Regions from separate parts of the Homo sapiens genome. Here region 1 is linked to region 2. Evidence: read pairs that join two places in POLR2A ChIA-PET (ENCODE). Cell type or tissue: PC-9. All regions are shown on one strand. Each heading gives the region's core, and the rest is flanking DNA. Links, peaks and the distances in the headings are about the cores only. Region 1 overlaps SLC2A14 (solute carrier family 2 member 14). Region 2 has its middle 79 kb from the start of CD163.

Region 1 (9,654 bases), core at 1,266-3,765, 240 kb before region 2:
GCCTTAGCCTCCCGAGTAGCTGGGACTACAGGTGCGCGCGACACCACGCCAGCTAATGTTTTTGTGTTTTTATTAGAGATGGAGTTTCACCATGTTGACCAGGCTGGTCTCAAACTCCTGACCTTGTGATTCGCCTGCCTTGGCCTCCCAAAGTGATGGGATTACAGGTGTGAGCCACCGCGCCCAACCCATCTAATTTGTATTTTTTTTTTAAGTGAAAGCAAGTTTATTAAGAAAGTAAAGGAATAAAAGAATGGCTACTCGATAGACAAAGCAGCGACTAATTTGTATTTTTATTAGAGATGGGCTTTCACCATGTTGGCCAGGCTGGTCTCAAACTCACCTCAGGTGATCCACAAGCCTCGGCCTCACAAAATGCTGGGATTACAGGCACGAGCCACCGCACTGGGCTCTGATTACTCTTGAGTAAAATTTTCAGCCCCTAAAGAATGAGGTGAGAGGGCAGGTTCAGGAATGGATGCTACCCATCACCTCACCTCGTGCGGCCCTTTCCTGGCTGCCTTACAGGAAGAATGAATTTGGGGCAGCACATTCTCTTTATCCTTTCCTCTTTCTTCTTTTCACCAGTCCTCCAGCGGTTGTGGGGCACCCAGGATGTATCCCAAGACATCCAGGAGATGAAAGATGAGAGTGCAAGGATGTCACAAGAAAAGCAAGTCACCGTGCTGGAGCTCTTTAGAGTGTCCAGCTACCGACAGCCCATCATCATTTCCATTGTGCTCCAGCTCTCTCAGCAGCTCTCTGGGATCAATGCTGTGAGTGTGATACTTTAGGGTCAAACGTGTCTTACAATATTTCACTTAAAATGCCAGGCATGGTGGCGGTGTGCCTCTGTAGTCCCAGCTACTCAGGAGGCTGAGGCAGGAGAATCGCTTGAACCCGGGAGGCGAAGGTTGCAGTGAGCTGAGATTGCGCCATTGCACTCTAGCCTGGGTGACAGAGTGAGAAACTTCGTCTAAAAAAAAAAAAAAAAAAAAAAGACAAAAATTAGCTGGACGTGGTGGTGCGCTACTCAGGAGGCTGAGGCCGGAGAATTTCTTGGATCTGGGAGGCGGAGGTTGCAGTGAGTGGAGATTGCGCCATTGCACTCCAGCCGGAGCAACCAGGGCAGAACTCCTTATAGAAAGAAATAAAAAGAAAGAAAGAAAGAAAGAGAAAGAAAGAAAGAAAGAAAGAGAGAGAGAGAAAGAAAGAGAGAGAGAGAAAGGAGAGAAAGAGAGAGAAAGGAGAGAAAGAGAGAGAGAGAAAGGAGAGAAAGAGAGAAAGGAGAGAAAGAGAGAGAGAAAGAGAGAGAAGAAAGGAAAGAAAGGAAAGGAAAGGAAAGAAAAAGGAAAAAGAAAGAAAGAAAGAAAGAAAGAAAGAAAGAAAGAAAGAAAGAAAGAAAGAAAAAAGAAAGGAAGGAAGGAAGGAAGGAAAGAAAGAAAGAAAGAAAAAAGAGCGAGCCTGGAAGTACACTGGCAACTTCAGACTGAGCTGACTTTACCAGTCTCTATGTTTTTACAAGTAGAATAGGGAGCATGATAGTTTAAAGAGGGCGGCAAAACAGAAGCTAGCATTTGACAGGTAACCCTTGTATTCCATGCAAATATCAGCTTCCTGCTATTGAGTGTGGATTGTGGGAAGAGAGTACTCCTGTGCCTTCTAGTCAATTGTGGATAAAATACGGATATGAAGAGCACCCTTGTACTTCATCCCCTGAGGGTTTTCCATTAGTCTTTGATCAATGGGATTAAATCATTTTGTAACAAAGCATTTTGCAAAACTTAGTATTTTGAGCATTTTAATACTAAGTTGGTTCTTGGCCTTTTCTCCTACCTAACACACCAGATATTTGTATTTGAAGTGGCAGTGCTTCTTGTGAGGGGTTAGAAGCTGTTTTATCAGAATGTACAAGGAGCCAGGTGTGGTGGCTGCTCATGCCTGTAGTCCCAGTTACTACTCAGAGGTTGAGGTGGGAATATCACTTAAGCCAAGGAGTCAAGCCTGGGCAATATAGCATGACCCTGTCTTAAAAAAAAAAAAAACTTGGGAGGAAATACACAGTAGTTAGAAAAAGCCTCCTAGGTGATTTTGATGAATCCCAGTCTCAAATTTCCTCATTTGGAAATGATAATGTAGGCCACACGTATTACTGGAGAAAAATGTGCTCCCGAGACTTTCCAGAGCAGCAGAGCTGGGACTAGGCAGGTGAGGCAGCTACGTGCAAGTGTAGCCCTGAGAATGAGCACCTCTTTAAAGAATGTACCTTGCGTTAGTTCTGTGCCTGTTTAAAAAAAAAAAGAAAGAATAAAAGAATGCACCTGAGGCAACTCCCTAGCTGCCTCACCACAGTCTGGGCCCTGCAAAACAGGGTCAGAAAAAAATCACCTGTGGGAAATTACAGATGATCCATGAGCATTCTGAGGAACAGACTCCTCCCACTTCAGAGTGGTATGTGCATACTTTCTTTCTTTCTTTTCTTTTCTTTCTTTTTTTTTTTTTTTGTGAGACAGAGGAGTCTCACTTTGTCACCCAGGCTAGAGTGCAGTGATGCAATCTTGGCTCACTGCAACCTCTGCCTCCGGGTTCAAGCGATTCTTCTGCCTCAGCCTCCCAAGTAGCTGGGACTACAGGCACGTGCCACCATGCCCAGCTAATTTTTTGCATTTTTAGTAGAGATTGGGTTTCTGTGTGTTAGCCAAGATAGTCTCAATCTCCTGACTTTGTGATCTGCCCGCCTCGGCCTCCCAAAGTGCTGGGATTACAGGCATGAGCCACCGCGCCTGGCTTGCTCTTTCTTTTTTTTTTTTTGAGAGGTAGTCTTGCTCTGTCGCCCAGGCTAGAGTGCAGTAGCGCAATATCAGCTCATAGCAACCTCTACCTCCTGGGTTCAAGTGATTCTCCTGCCTCAGCCTCCCAAGTAGCTGGAATTACAGGCGGCCGACACCACACACAGCTAATTTTGTATTTTTAGTAGAGACGGGCTTTCACCATGTTGACCAGTCTGGTCTTGAACTCCTGGCTTCAAGTGATCCACCCGCCTCGGCCTCCCAAAGTGCTAGGATTACAGGCATGAGCCACCATGCCCAGCCTATACCTTAATTATTGTTGGACTAAAGTGGCTCCCAATTTAGTCAATGAGCAGATTTTGCTCCACATATAATCATCACCCAAAGTTAGCTGCACCGGAATTATGGGGGATGGGATTCCTGAGTCAGCTGAATCCAGAGTCTCCGTGTAAGAGGGCTGGAAATTGCCTGTAAAAAAATAAATCTGGGCCGGGGACAGTGGCTCATGCCTCTAATCCCAGCACTGTGGGAGGCTGAGGCTGGCAGATCACCTGAGATCAGGAGTTCGAGACCAGCCTGACCAACATGGCAAAAGCCTGTCTCTACTAAAAATATAAAAATTAGCCGGGCGTGGTGGATGCACCATCTAAAAATCAATCAATCAATCAATCAGTCTGATGCATAGCAGGCTTGGAAATCACTTTTCCAACCTACTTTTGTGCAAACAATGTATTCTTTTTTTTTTTTTTTTTTGAGACAGAGTCTCTGTCACCCCGGCTGGAGTGTAGTGGCACAATCTCGGCTCACTGCAACTTCCACCTCCTGGGTTCAAGTGATTCTCCTGCCTCAGCCTTCTGAGTAGCTGGGATTACAGGCGTGCACCACTTCGCCTGGCTAATTTTGTGTTTTTAGTAGAGACAGGGTTTTTCCAGGTTAGTCAGGCTGGTCTCGAACTCCTGACCTCAAGTGATCTGCCCGCCTATGCCTCCCAGAGTGCTGGGATTACAGGTGTGAGCCACCTCACCTGGCCCAAGAAGTTTTATTGAGATGTGTACATGTACATTAGGTTTTTGATGTGTAGACATTGTGATAAGGTAGATAATTGTGATAACTATTTATTGCTTGTTTAAACTGCTCAAGTAATTACTTTTGTACCAACCTAATATCTTTCCCCACAAGCTTGACGTCATCATATAATATGTTGAGGTTTTGTTTTGTTTTGTTTTGAGACAGAGTCTTACTCCGTTGCCCAGGCTGGAGTGCAGTGGCTCGATCTCGGCTCACTGCAACCTCTGCCTCCCAGGTTCAAGCAATTCTCCTGTCTCAGCCTCCTGAGTAGCTGGGACTACAGGCACCTGCCACCACACCCGGCTGATTTTTGTATTTTTAATAGAGACAGGGTTTCACCTTGTTGGTCAGCCTGGCCTTGAACTCCTGACCTCAGATGATCCACTCACCTCAGCCTCCCAATGTGCTGGGATTACAGTCGTGAGCAACTGCGCCTGGCCAATTATAATCTTATTTTAGAAAATATAAGTATACATAGTTTACATCTTACATCTTAGGGATTTAAATAGTTATTTCTTGAGAAGGTAAATCCCAATGTAGAGGTCCATATTATCAAAAAGACTAATAAATATTGCTATGGAGGCAACTACTCTGGGTGAAATAAACTGAAGTGAACCTGGGTAACCTAGATAATGTTCCCTTGTTAACTTGAGGTCTGAGTCCAATATTTCAATATTTCTTTTCTTTTTTTTTGAGACGGAGTTTCGCTCTTATTGCCCAGGCTGGGGTGCACTGGTGCGATCTCGGCTCACCGCAACCTCCACCTCCCGGGTTCAATTGATTCTCCTGCCTCAGCTTCCCGAGTAGCTGGGATTACAGGCATGCGCCACCATGCCCTACTAATTTTGTATTTTTAATAGAGACGGGGTTTCTCCATGTTGTCAGGGTGGTCTTGAACTCCAACCTAAGGTGATCTGCCCGCCTTGGCCTCCCAAATTGCTGGGATTAGAGGCGTGAGCCACTGCGCATGGCCAGTTTCTCATAGCTGTGATAGTTGTAGCAACCTTACTTTTTTTTTCTTTTTTTTTTTTGATATGGAGTCTCGCTCTGTTGCCCAGGCTAGAGTGCAGTGGCACAATCTCAGTTCACTGCAACCTCCACCTCCCAGGCTCAAGCGATTCTCCTGCCTCAGCCTCCCAAGCAGCTGGGATTATAGGTACCCACCACCACACCCAGCTAATTTTTTTATTTTTATTACAGACAGGGTTTCACCATGTTGGCTAGGCTGGTCTTGAACTCCTGACCTCAGGTTATCCACCAGCCTTGGGCTCCCAAATTGCTGGGATTACAGGAATGAACCACTGTGCTCGGCCAGCAACCTTACATTTTAGCGCAGTGCCTAGTAAATAACAAACATAGTAATTTATTTAATATATATTAAATTGCAATAGTAGCTGGTATTATTTCATAAAACACTTCAAAAGGGCCTAGGCCTAGGAAATACAGCCCAATCTCTGCTTATTCAAGGAGCAGGATAAGGTTATTCAATTAGTTCACTATCAAATTGAGACATCAATGTGCCTATCAGTGTTTTGAGGGTTTGGGGAAGAGTCAATTAAAAAAGCATTTAGCTGGGCCTGATGGCACATGCCTATAATCCCAGCAACTTGGGAGGCTGAGAGGCAGGAGGATCACTTGGAGACCAAGAGTTTAGGACCAGCCTGGGCAACATAGTGAGTTGCTGTCTCAACTTATAAAAAAGAAACCAGTTAGTAGGAATTACACTTTCTTTTTTTTTTTTTTTTGAGATGGAGTCTCGCTCTGTTGCCCAGGCTGGAGTGCAGTGGCACCATCTCGGCTCACTGCAAGCTCTGCCTCCCAGGTTCACGCCATTCTCCTGCCTCAGCCTCCCCAGTAGCTGGGACTACAGGCGCCCGCCACCACGCCTGGCTAATTTTGTTTTTGTATTTTTAGTAGAGACGGTTTCACCACGTTAGCCAGGATGGTCTCGATCTCCTGACCTCGTGATCTGCCCGCCTCGGCCTCCCAAAGTGCTGGGATTGCAGGCGTGAGCCACTGCACCCAGCCTACACCTTCATATAAGTTGGTGAAGTAGACATAAGCAAGAGGAAATGGAACAGTGGGAATAAGCATAGTTAGAAGCAACAATGGACATTAGTAGCTAAAATTGAGAACATTTAAAAAGAGAAAGGAGGGCGAGGTGCAGTGGCTCACGCCTGTAATCCTAGCGCTTTGGGAGGCTGAGGTGGGTGGATCACAAGGTCAGGAGTTCAAGACCAACCTGGCCAACATGGCGAAACCATGTCTCTACTAAAAAAATACAAAAATTGGCCAGGCGTGGTGGCTCACGCCTGTAATCCCAGCACTTTGGGAGGCCGAGGCGGGCGGATCATGAGGTCAGGAGATCAAGAACATCCTGGCTAACATGGTGAAACCCTGCCTCTACTAAAAATACAAAAAATTAGCCAGGCCTGGTGGCACATGCCTGTAATCCCAGCTACTTGGGAGGCTGAGGCAGGAGAATCGCTTGAACCCGGGAGGTAGAGGTTGCAGTGAGCCGAGATCGTGCCACTGCATTCCAGCCTGGGCAACAGAGAGAGACTCCATCTCAAAAAAAAAAAAAAAAAGAAAGAAATACAAAAATTAGCTGGGCGCGGTGGCAGGAGCCTGTAATCGTGCCACTGCACTCCAGCCTGGGTGACAGATTGAGACTCCGTCAAAAAAGAAAAAGAGAAAGGAGATAAGATTCAGAAGATAATTCAGGGATATTAGGATTGAACAAAAATTGTAGTAAAAGGACTTCTTACCTCCTGGGACTTTTAAGTATTTTTTAAATTTTATTTTATGGTGACAGAGTCTTGTTCTGTCTGGCCTCCCAAGTAGCTGGGACTACAGGTGTGTGCCACCATGCCTAGCTAATTTTTATATTTTTAGTAGAAACAGGGTTTCACCATATTGGCCAGGCTGGTCTCAAACTCCTGACCTCAGGCGATCTGCTTGCCTTGGCCTCCCAAAGTGCTGGGATTACAGGCCTGTGCAACCACGCTCAGCCTTAAGTATTTTTTGAGGGTTCTGTGTAAGTGGTGTGCAGAATTTTATCAAAGCTGCATGTTTTCTTTTCTCCTAGGTGTTCTATTACTCAACAGGAATCTTCAAGGATGCAGGTGTTCAACAGCCCATCTATGCCACCATCAGCGCGGGTGTGGTTAATACTATCTTCACTTTACTTTCTGTAAGTTGGATGGTTTGATAATTTTGGGGGGAGAAATGAATCCTTGCTACAGATGTTCAAAGATGGATTGCATGGCTCCACCGTTATTTAGTTACACCTTTTTTGTTATTTATTTTTATTTTTTTAAATTTTTTGAGACAGAGTCTTGCTCTGTTGCCCAGGCTGGAGTGCAGTGGTGCAATCTCGGCTCACTGCAACCTCAGCCTCCTGGGTTCAAGTGATTCTCCTGCCTCAGCCTTCCGAAGTAGCTCGGATACAGGTGTGCGCCACCACGCCCAACTCATTTTTGTATTTTTAGTAGAGACGGGGTTTCGCCATGTTGGCCAGGCTGGTCTTGAACTCCTGACCTCTGGTGATCCACCTGCCTAGGCCTCCCAAAGTACTGGGATTACAGGTGTGAGCCAGCGTGCCCGGACTGTTGTTTAATTTTCCTTTGGAAAAAAGAGATACATTCAATGCTGAATGTAGTCTTCATTCTTCAAGCAAATATGGATGGATGGGAAAAGAGGAAGTATAGAAGGGACTATACAGTATGTTTTGAACTTGGAATTGGAGGAGAGGTGTTTGGAAAAACTTTCAAACTGTTATTCCTCTGTTTTTACACTAAAACAACAATAATAACAGAAGATTTCTGTGACCCCCAAAATATATAAGGATTTGTCCCCATCAAGTAAGCAATCAGTTCCGTAGTGGACACTATCTAGGTGTCCTGTGATTTAATTCTGACACTACCTGGAGATAGCATCAGAGCTCACAGGTTGGTGGCCGATTTCCCAAGACTGCCCCCAACTCCTGATGCCAGTCACAAGCTCCAGGTTGTTTTACCTGTGCTTCTGACTCACCAGCTGTAGATCAGGATTCCCACGACATCCTCTTTGGGTTTGATTAATTTGCTACAGTGGCTCACAGTACTCAGGAAAATTGTTTCCTAGTTTGATTTAAAGGATATTTTAAAGCACAGAAATACACAACCAGATGAAGAGATTCACAGGGCGAGGTCTGGAGGGATCCTGAGCATGGGAGCTTCTGTCTCTGTGGGGTTGGGGTGCACTCCTAGCACATAGATGAGTTGTTGCTGACCTTCCTGTCAGCTTCCACGGGTTCAGATATCTGGAAGCTCCCCATACCCTACCTTTTGGGCCTTTTATGCAGACTTAATTGGTTCTCCATGATTGAAGCATGGACAACTGTTCTGACCTGTGATTGGACAAAAAGGGAATGATCTGAACCCAGCTGGGCCTGTCTGCTTAGATGATTTGTTGGCCTCTCTGTAGCGTTTCTTCCTCTAGGGTGTGGGGCAGGACCCTCTCTGAAATGAGGGTTTTATGACCCACAGTCAGATTAGCGTCCTGCCAAGTGGGAGGGCAGGAGAAAGTCAGAGAAGAATTCTGTTATCTGAGGCCTGCTCCTGAGGCCTGAAGCATCCCAACATTATGACAAAAGACTCTACCAAGGGCTATGGGGATTTTGAGCCAGGACCTGTGAATGGCACACAATATGTATGTATATAAAATCATAAATCACAGGAGGGGTATCCATAACAAGTGTCCTGCTGTTGGTAAGGCAGATTTCAAGTAGCTCAGATGCTGTTTTCATGGAAAGGAAAACTGAAGTTTCATGTCATATTCTTCTTCCAGCTATTTCTGGTGGAAAGGGCAGGAAGAAGGACTCTGCATATGATAGGCCTTGGAGGGATGGCTTTTTGTTCCACGCTCATGACTGTTTCTTTGTTATTAAAGGTAAGTGCTCTTTGGGTGAAAAAAAAGGGAGGGGGAAAGAAGAGAGGTTACAGTTGACTTCTGTGACACAAGGGGTGGGTTGTTAAGGTTGCAGTTTGTCAATAAAGTCAGAGGAGAGAAGCAAGATGCCCAGAGTTTTTAAGAAACATGGGTCATCAGAGAACTGGAGGTAAACTGTTAGAATCTTTACATTTAGAGAACATTATTATGGTTTATAAAATAAGTTATCTAATTTAATTCTTTTGTTTGTTTGTTTGTTTGTTTGAGACGGAGTTTTGCTCTTGTTGCCCAGGCTGGAGTGCAGTGGTGCAATCTCAGCTCACCACAACCTCTACCTCCTGGGTTCAAGTGATTCTCCTGCATCAGCCTCCCGAGTAGCTGTGATTACAGGCATGCACCTCCACGCCCAGCTAATTTTTTATTTTTAGTAGAGACAGGGTTTCTCCATGTTGGTCAGACTGGTCTCGAACTCCCAACCTCAGGTGATCCACCTGCCTCAGCCTCCCAAAGTGCTGGGATTACAGGCATGAGCCACTGTGCCCTGCCTAATTTAATTCTTAAAATAATATCAAGGTAATCACACTTTATGGATGATGACGGGGTCTCAGTACAAAGTGACATATATGAGATCACATAGATGGGATTCAAAAATCCAAGCCTGGCTGGGTGCAGTGCTTCATTCCTGTCATCTTAACACTTTGGGAGGCCAAGGTGAGAGGATTGCTTGAGCCCAGAAGTTCAAGACCAGCCTAGGCAACATGGCAAGAAACTGTCTCTAAAAAAAAAAAAAGTATTTTTTTGTTTTTGTTTTTTGTTTTTTGAGACAGGGTCTTGCTGTGTCACCCAGTTGGGAGTGCAATGTCGC
Region 2 (9,654 bases), core at 2,646-5,145:
CCAAAATTTTTATAGGTTGAGGTCTTACATTTAAATCTTTAGTTCATTTTGAGTTAATTTTGCTTGTAGTAAAAGGGAGGGGCCCAGCTTCAATCCTCTGCATATGGCTAGCCAGTTATTCCAGTACCATTTATTGAATAGGGAGTCCTTTCTCTAATACTTGTTTTTGTCAGCCTGTTCAAAGGTCAGGTGGTTGTAGGTGTGTAGCTTTACTTCTGAGTTTTCTATTCTGTTCCATTGGTATATTTGTCTGTTTTTGTACTTTTTTTTGGTACCTGTTTTGTGCCAAGCTGTTTTGGTTACTGTGGCTTTATAGTATATTTTTAAGTTGGATAGTTTAATGCCTCTGGCATTGTTCCTTTTGCTTAGGATTGCTTTGGCTATTCGGTTTTTGATTCAATATGAGTTTTAGATTAGTATTTTGTAATTCTGTGAAGAGTGATGTTGTTAGCTTGATAGGAATATCTTGAATCTGTACATTGTTTTGGGCAAATATGGCCATGTTTACAGTATTTATTCTTCCAATCCATAAGCATGGAACATTTTTCCATTTATTTGTGTCATCTCTGATTTTTTCTGCAGTGTCTTGTGGTTATCCTTGGAGAGATCTTTCACATCCTTGGTTAGCTATATTCCTAGGTGTGTCATTTTCTTTGTGATTATTGTAAGTAGGATTGTATTCTTGATTAGATTCTCAGCCTGGATGTTGTTGGTGTATAGACATGCTCCTGATTTTTCTACATTGATTTTTTTTAATCCTGAAACTTTACTGAAGTTTTCTATCAATTCTAGGAGCCTTTTGGCAGAATCTTTATGATTTTCCCAAGTATAGAATTATATTGCCAGTGAATAGAGATAGTTTGACTTTTTTTTTCCTATTTGGAAGCCTTTTTATTTCTTTCTCTTGTCTGATTGCTCTGGCTAAGACTTCCAATACTATGTTTAATGCAACTGGCAAGAATGGGCATCCTTGTCTTGTTCTAGTTCTCAAGGGCAATGGTTCCACCTTTTGCCCAATTAGTATAATGTTGGCTGTGGGCTTGTCATAGATAGCTCTTATTATTTTGGGGTATGTTTCTTCTATGCCTAGTCTTTTGAGAGTTTTGTTATAAAGGGATGTTGGATTTTATTGAGAATTTTTCTGCATTTATTAATATGATGATATGGTTTTTGCTTTTGATTCTGTTTATGTGAGAATCAAACGTGTTTATTGATTTGCATATGTTAAATGAGCTATGCATCCTAAGTATAAAGCCTTCTTGACTGTGGTGTATTAACTTTTTGGTGTGCTTCTGGATTCAATTTGCTAGTCTTTTGTTGAAGAGTTTTGCATCTATATTCATGAGGGATATTGGTCTGAAGTTTCTTTGTTTTGTCTCTGCTAGACTTTGGTTTCAGGCTAATGCTGGCTTCATAGAATGAGTTAGTGAGAAGCACCTCCTCCTCAATTTTTTGGAATAGTTTCAGTAGGTTAAGTATCAGTTCTTGTTTGTATGTCTAGTAGAATTTGTGAATCCATCTGCTCAAGACTTTTTTACTGTTGTTAATAGGTTATTACTAATTCAATTTTAGAAGTTGATATTGGTCTATTTAGGGTTTTAGCCTCTTCTTGATTCAATCTTGGGAGATTGTACACTTCCAGGAATTTATTTCCTCTAGATTTTGTATTTTGTTTCACAGAGTTGTTCATAATAATCTTTGACGATCTTTTGTGGGATCAATGGTAATATCACATTTTTTGTTTCTGATTGTGCTTATCTGGATCTTCTTTCTTGTTGTTGTTGTTGTTAATCCAGCTAGGGGGTCTATCAATTTCATTTCATCTAATTTTTTTGAAGAAACAGCTCTTGGTTTCATTGATTCTTTTTGTATAAATTTTTGTATCTCAATTTCATTAAATTCTTCTTTAATTTTAGTTATTTCTTTTCTTCTAGTTTGGAGTTGGTTTGTTTTTCTTTTCCTAGGACTTTATGTGTGAAGTTAGATTGTTGCTTTGAAACCTTTCTAGCTACTTTATTAAGGCATGTAGGTCCATTAACTTTCCTCTTAACACTGTTTTGGCTGCATCCCAGAGATTTTGGTAAGTTTTGTCCCTATTTTCAATAATTTCAAAGAATTTAAAAAATTTCTGCCTTAATTTTGATGTTCACCTAGTAGTTATTCAGGTGTAAGTTGTTTAACTTCCATGCATTTGTGTATTTTTGAGAGATCTTCTTGGTATTAATTTCTATTTTTATTGCACTGTTTTCTGATATTTTGCTTGGTATGAATTCAATTTTTTTTAATGTATTGAGGCTTGCTTTATGACCAATCAAGTGTGGTTGATCTTAGAATTTGTTCCATTTGCAGATAAGGGGAATGTACATTCTGTGTTGTTGGGTGGAGTATTCTGTAGATGTCTATTAGGTCCAATTTAACAAGTATCGATTTTAAGTCCAGATTTTCCTTGTTATTTTTTTGCCTTGATGATCTAACACTGTAAGGGGGGTGTTGAAGTCTCCCACCATTATTGTGTAGTTGTCTTATGTGTTTTCATAGGCCAAAAAGTTGTTTTATGAATATGTATACTCCAGAGTTGGGCACGTATATATTTAGTATAGTTAGGGCTTCTTGTTGGATTGTACCCTTTATCATTATGTATTGCTCTTTATTGTTCTTCTTGATTTTTGTTGGTTTAAGGTCTGTTTTATCTGATATAAAAATAGAAACCCCTGCCCTTTTTTTTTGTCTTCTGTTTGCATGGTAGATCTAAATCCACCCTTTTACTTTTAAACTGTGGGTATTGTTACATGTGAGATGGGTCTCTTGAAGACAACAGATGGTTGGGTCATGTCTTTTTATCCAGTCTGCCACTCTGGGTCTTTTAAATGGGTCATTTACCTCACTTATATTTAAAGTTACTATTGAAATGTGTGATTTTGATCCTGTCATCATATTGTTAGCTGGTCGTTATGTAGACTTCATTGTGTAATTGCTTTATAGTGCCTGTGGGTTATGTGCTTAAGTGTGCTATTATGGTAGTAGGTGTTATTCTTTCAAATCTATGTTTAGCACTTTCTTAAGAACCTCCTCTAAGGCTGGTCCTATTGAAATGTATTCCCTCAGCACTTACTTGTCTGAGAAGGATTTTATTTCTCCTTTAATTATGAATCTCGGCTAGGCAGGATATAAACGTTTTTGTTCAAATTTCTTTACTTCAATGATGTTGAAAGTCTGTCCCCAATCTCTTCTGATGTGTAAGGTTTCTCCTGAGAAGTCTGCTGCTGCTTGATGAAGTTTCCTCTTAAGTAACCTGGCCCTTCTCTCTAGCTGTCTTTAAGATATTTTTTTTTTGCATTGACCTTGGAGAATCTGTTTACTAGGTCCCATGGTGATGATCATATTGAACAAGGGAGGGGAAGGGGTTCTTATCCCTGATGCAGGTAGCCCCTACTGCTTCATTGTTCCCTATTGGCTAGGGTTGGACTGCACAGTCTAAGCTAATTCTGAATGGCTATTTTAAAGAGAGCAGGGGTATGAGCCAGAGTGGCAGAGTGAGTAGTTTGGCAAGAAGGATGCTTACAGAACAGGTGACTCAGGATGACTCAGGTCAGAGCAGGTGACCAGGGGTGACTCAGGATGGAGCAGGTGACCAGGGGTGACTCAGGATGGAGCAGGTGACCAGGGGTGACTTAGGATGGAGCAGGTGACCAGAGGTGACTCAGGATGCAGCAGGTGATAGAGGATAGGAGGGTGTTGTTTACTGAAACTAGGGGCAAGGAGATGAAGAGAATGAGGAACTTAAACTTTAAAATGCGGATCAAAGAACAGGGGAGCTGAACATACTGATACATTGGTTCTTTGGAGAGGATCTCAGAACTAATTGTACTTAACAATTGACAGGCTAAAACATTTGAAGAGGAATTTATTATATGCTACAGTTGATAGGTCATTCTGGCCATGGGGCTCCCTTGGGGAGAGGTCTGATCAGGAAATAGGCCACACCTTTACTAGACCAGCCCTGTGGAGGGAGACACAGCTAGGTCCCATGCCAGCCCATAAACATGTTAAACTCAGCCTTCACAGTTTTCTGAGAGTCTGGGCTTCTCCCCTGTTTAAGTGCTGACCACAGATCCCAGCTTGGCATTACTGAGCTGCAGGCTGCTGTTCTGGGATACCAGGACTTGATGGTGCTCCCTCCTCCAGATGCTGGGGGGTGGGTTCTGCCGCGTTGTGGGAGCTGAAGCGCTCCTAGGCTGAAAGAATGCACTTAGGTGGAGCAAAGCACTCAGGCTGGGCAGCAGAGGCTGTACTGTGTACACACTCCTACAGGACAGCCAGGCAAGTGGGCAAGTAGGCCTGCAGGATAGATGTGCCCCAGTTCCGCAGAGAAGCAGTCCCTGCTTTTCCTCTAGCAGTTAGCTGGGGCCAGGGCCTCTCAAAGGGAGGGAGACAGGCAGCCCTGCGGGGTGAGTGCTTATGGCCGGGCTCCCTTGGAGCTGATGCATGGTCAAAGTTCCCAGGATCTATGCCTGCTTCATCTCTCTCTGTGTAATCTCTGGGGAGATTCTCCTGCCAGCTGCCATGTCCATGGTAGAGTGAAGTCACCTGAAGGTAGGATCCTAGAGGTCCACAGCAAGAGTGAGCAGTCCTCCAGCCCCTTTATTTACTCACCCCTTTGACAGGTCCTGTTTAGAAACCAGCCACAGCATTTGGGCACTCCACATGGGATTCCCAGCTTTCCCCCTCTTCCGACTCAGCAACTGTGTCTTTTCCCCATCCACATTTGGTGTTTTCTCATCACAGATCTGTTCAAATTATGTTGGTGTAGTCAAAATTTTGGTTTCTCTCTGTGAGGACAGCACTTCCCAGCTGCATCTAGTCAGCCATCTTTGATAAAGTCCCTCATTTTATTTCTTAATAGCTATCTAAAGATTCCCACTCTGCTGAGATGAGTCCCATCATTTTTGCTTTTCGTTTTCCTCTCAGTTTCATCTCACCAAGGTTTTTAAAATTCCCCTATTTCTTAATAACCATTTAAACATTTCCACTTTCCTGCGATGAGTCTTTAAACTCTACTCTTCACCAATCTTTTGTTAATCTATTATTTTTATTAGCATTTGTCAGACTCATGAGAAGAAGCTGAGATAGCAAATTTGATAAGGTTTCTCTGACTGTAACTTGATTTTGCAGTGGTACATTTACATTAATGCCCATGCAGAAAGGACACTCCCCCCCACCCTTTTTAAAAACATGACCTGGGTAATGGGCATGTAGAATGTGAATGTCTCAGTTCCGGTTCTCATAAAGACAGTCCCACATGGATTGCATATGAAGCTGCTTCATCTGGGCTGTTCCACTTGACATTTATAGATGGAGTTGAACAGTCTCCCTTCTCAGGGTAAGCAGACCTTATAGTGGTTTTGTCTAGTCCACCAGGCTGGCTGTTCCCTTGAGAATAACCTTTTGTATGTCAAGATCACATATAGCCATCTGTGATTGTTCAATAGTGAGCTGTGGGTCCTGCATCAACCCAAACATGTTCTCCCACTCTGCATTTAAAATGAAAGACACTTCTCCTATACAAGTTACCCTTACAATGCATTTTAGTAAAAGTTCCTCAGGGAGCTGATAAGATCAATAGTTTTAATAGTTTCTTGGTTGTTTTCTTCTCCCACATTGATAAACTTCATAGTAACCACAGATCTCAAGTTGTGTTGTCCCCCAAATATTTTGCCCACATGGGGCAGCTTTGAGGCTAGTGATGAAGCTCAAACTCACTGAAATCTAAACTTGATGTAGCATCAAGGTCAAACCCAGCATATCATTTCATTTCATGTTAGCTGTTATAGATAACAATAACCAAATGATTGGATATTTTGCTTTTTTCTTATTTGTTTGCATTTCTTTATGTGTCTAGTGAACCAACTCCCTGTGAGTTGGATTTATCTCTAAATTCCACTGGTAACTTTTACCTTAAGTCATCTTCTACCCTCCCATTCTTTTCATGAGCCAGGGCCATTCTAGCAATTCCCACTTCTGACACCAATTGTGTGTAAAAAAAACAAAAAATAAAAATGAAACCTCAAACTGTGTTTTTCTTCTGCTTTCACACCACAGTGATCAACACAGAAGACTTCTGTGACCAAATGTGGGAGGGGTTTTCCCCACCAACTAGCAAGCAATCAATTGTGCAGCAGACACCCACTCAGTGTCCTCCAATTTAATTCTGATGTTATCTACCTAAAACTAGTGTCAGATTCCACATGTTGAGGCTAAGTGTCCAAGACTGCTCCTTCCAATTTCAGATATGAGTTGCAAGTTTGGGCCTCCAGAACATCTGATCAACCAGTGATAAATCAACGTTCTCAAGACCACCCCCCAACCCTTGAGTTCAGTTAATTTGCTAGAGCTGCTGACAGAACTCAGGGGAAACACTTACTTACATTTATCAGTTTTTTACAAAGGATATTTTTAAAGAGATGAATAAACATCCAGATTAAAAGATACATTGGGTGAAGTCTGGAAGGATCCTTAGTGCAAGAGCTTCTGCCCCTGTGGAACTGGAGTGCTCTACCTCCTGACACATGGATGAGTTTTTGTTCACCTTCCTATAAGCCTCCACATGTTCAGCTTTTTGAAAGCTCTCCAAACTCTGTCTTTTGAGGTTTCCGTGGAGGCTTCGTTAGGTAAACATGACTGATTAAACCTTGGCCAGTAGTGATGAACCTAACCTTCAGCCTTTCTCCTATCCCCAGAGGTTGGGGGTAGGACTAAAAGACACAACCTTCTAATCCTGCCTTGATCTTTCTGATAACCTGTCCCATCCTGCAGCTACCTAGGGGCTGCCAGCCATCAGTCAATGATTACCACACAAAAATACATCACTTTGGAAATTGTAAGGATTTAAAATATTGTGTGTCACGAAATAAGGTCAAAGACCAAACATATTTTATGATATCACAGGGCCATATTTCTCTCTTCTTTGTATTATACATTTTTTCCCCTAGGATTTGGGTATTTGTAAAAACAGCTATCTCTTTCAGTCATTGTGTACTAGATTTTTGCAAAGGACAATTTTCACCAATCACCCCAGCTGGAGGTTCTAGGACCTCTCTAATCTTTTCTGATCTCTGTTCACTCTGGTGTCTGCTTATAGAACTGCAGTTCTAAAATGTTGCTGTCCTGTGTTCAGCAGCTTCCAAACTCTGCTGTTGTTCCTGTCTGTGCTCTTAGGTGAAATAGGAACTAATCCTTGGGAAACCCCTAGATAAGCCAGAAAGTTTGAGGCACAGTCCACTCTTTTTTTTTTTTTTTTGAGATGGAGTCTCACTCTGCCACCCAGGCTGGAGTGCAGTGGCATGATCTCGGCTCACTGCAAGCTCCACCTCCTGGGTTCACGCCATTCTCCTGCCTCCACCTACTGAGTAGCTGGGACTACAGGCGCCCGCCACCACGCCTGGCTAATTTTTTGTATTTTTAGTAGAGACAGGGTTTCACTGTGTTATCCAGGATGGTCTCGATCTCCTGACCTCATGATCTGCCCGCCTTGGCCTCCCAAAGTGCTGGGATTACAAGTGTGAGCCACCATGCCCGGCAGTCCACTCTTGCTCCAATCCCAGAGATGAGTGATACTTCTCCTACCTGCACATCCGTCTATAGGCTTTCTGTGAGAAGAAAAATATGGCTCTATCCTGCCCAAGCCCACAGGCAGTCAGACCTTATGGTTATCTTCCCTTGTTCCCTGAAAATCGCTGTTATTCTGTTCTTTTTCAGGGTGCGCTGATTTCATATTGTTCAAACACACATGTTTTACAATTAATTTGCACAATAGTGGTCCTGAGGTGATGTACATTCTCAGCTTATGAAGATAACAGGATTAAGAGATTAAAGTAAAGATAGGAATAAGAAATTATAAGAATATTATTAGGGAAGTGGTAAATGTCCATGAAATCTTCACAATTTATGTTCAGAGATTGAAGTAAAGACAGGCGTAAGAAATTATAAAAGTATTAATTTTGGGAACTGATAAGTGTCCATGAAATCTTCACAATTTATGTTCTTCTGCCTTGGCTCCAGCCAGTCCCTCCGTTCAGGGTCCCTGACTTCTTGCAACATTATATAATGATAAAATGATTAATTCAACAAAAATATATAACAATTATAAATATATATGAACCGAACTCTATAGCTTTAAGATTCATAAAGCAATTACTACTAGAACTAAGAAAAGAGATAGAAAACAACAAAATAATAATGAGGGAATTCAACACTCTATTGACAGCACTAGACAGATCATCAAGGCAGAAAGTCTACAAAGAAAGACTGGATTTAAGCTGCACTCTAGAACAAATGAGCCTAAAACAAATGGGCCTAACAGATATTTACAGAACATTCTACTCAACGACTGCAGAATATTCATTATTCTCATCAGCACATGGAACATTCTCCAAGATAGGCCATATAATAGACCATAAAACAAGTCTCAATACATTTTTAAAAATCAAAGTCATATTAAGTATCTTCTCAGATCATGGTGGAAAATAAACCTAGAAATCAATTCCAGAAGAAACCCCTAAAACTATACAAATATGTAGAAATTAAACAGTCTGGTATACATCTGCTATAGATGATATGGTTTGGCTATGTCCCCACCCAAATCTCATCTTGAATTGTAGCTCCCATATTTCCTATGTTTTATTGGGGGACCTGGTGGGAGATAATTGAATCATGGGGGTGGTTTCCCCATACTGTTCTCATGGTAGTGAATAAGTTTCACAAGACCTGATGATTTTATAAGGGGTTTCCCCTTTTGCATGGCTCTTGTTCTTTCTTGCTTGCCACCTTGTAAGATGTGCCTTTTGCTTTCTGCCATGATTGTGAGGCCTCCCCAGCCATGTGAAACTGTGAGTCCATTAAACCTCTTTTTCTTTATAAATTACCAGTCTTAGGTATGTCTTTATCAGCAGTGTGAAAACAAACTAATACAATGGAACACTGCTCAGCCATAAAAAAGAATAAAATAATGTATTTTGCAGCAATTTGGATGCAGCTGGAGACCATTACACTAATTGAAGTTACTTGGGAATCAAAAACCACATACCACATTTTCTTGCTTACATGTGGGAGCTAAGCCATGGATATGCAAAGGCATACAGAGTGGCATAATAAACATTGGAGACACAGAACAGGGTAGGTTGGGAAGGGGGTGAGGGATGAAAAACTAACTATTGGGAACAATGTACACTACTCAGGTGATTGGGGCACTAAAATCCTAGAGTTCACCACTATACAATTCATTCATGTGATAAAAGACCACATGTAGTCCTAAATTTCTGACAGTTTAAAAAAAATAAATATAAGTATATGTAGTAAATATTCTTCCAATATTTCTTTGAATGAACTTAGTTTCTGGCAGAACTCTCACATAGGTTTAATGACCTGTGGAATAAGAGCAGTTATGGAAGAAAAAGTTAAGTGAAAACCATTAATCTACATCTGTCGCTCAGCACCCCACTCTCAGAGATAGCTAATCAGATGTAATTTCACCTTTCTGGGGAGAATTTCAGATATTAATGTGACCATTAAAGGTTTTAAAAATAAAAGGGTGGTGGTCCCTTTCATATTTTCATTTTTTATTCATTTTGTTTTTAAACAGTTTTATTGAGATGTAAT

The links. Peaks named below come from ENCODE experiments on the same cell type or tissue, not always from the same donor. Only the 100,000 strongest peaks of a DNase experiment are listed, where the experiment ranks them.
Region 1: POLR2A ChIA-PET joins it to region 2 with 13 read pairs; 2 of 35 experiments call an interaction of 5 or more read pairs at or near these places.

The regions. Positions count from the first base shown.
Region 1 is chr12:7,818,617-7,828,270 of GRCh38, reverse strand. It overlaps SLC2A14 (solute carrier family 2 member 14), which reads left to right. Exons shown (of 11, transcript NM_001286234.2): 7 at 589-776; 8 at 6,946-7,050; 9 at 8,688-8,789. Among named protein-coding and RNA genes, the nearest start is that of NANOG, 34 kb to the right of the region's middle. RefSeq lists an enhancer at 1,410-1,946. In PC-9, for the core only: no CTCF peak of the experiment used is centred there; DNase peaks (open chromatin) are centred at 2,066 and 2,370; H3K27ac peaks cover 1,886 bases.
Region 2 is chr12:7,578,286-7,587,939 of GRCh38, reverse strand. No RefSeq gene overlaps it. Among named protein-coding and RNA genes, the nearest start is that of CD163, 79 kb to the right of the region's middle. RefSeq lists an enhancer at 2,769-3,968. In PC-9, for the core only: no CTCF peak of the experiment used is centred there; a DNase peak (open chromatin) is centred at 3,639; H3K27ac peaks cover 2,070 bases.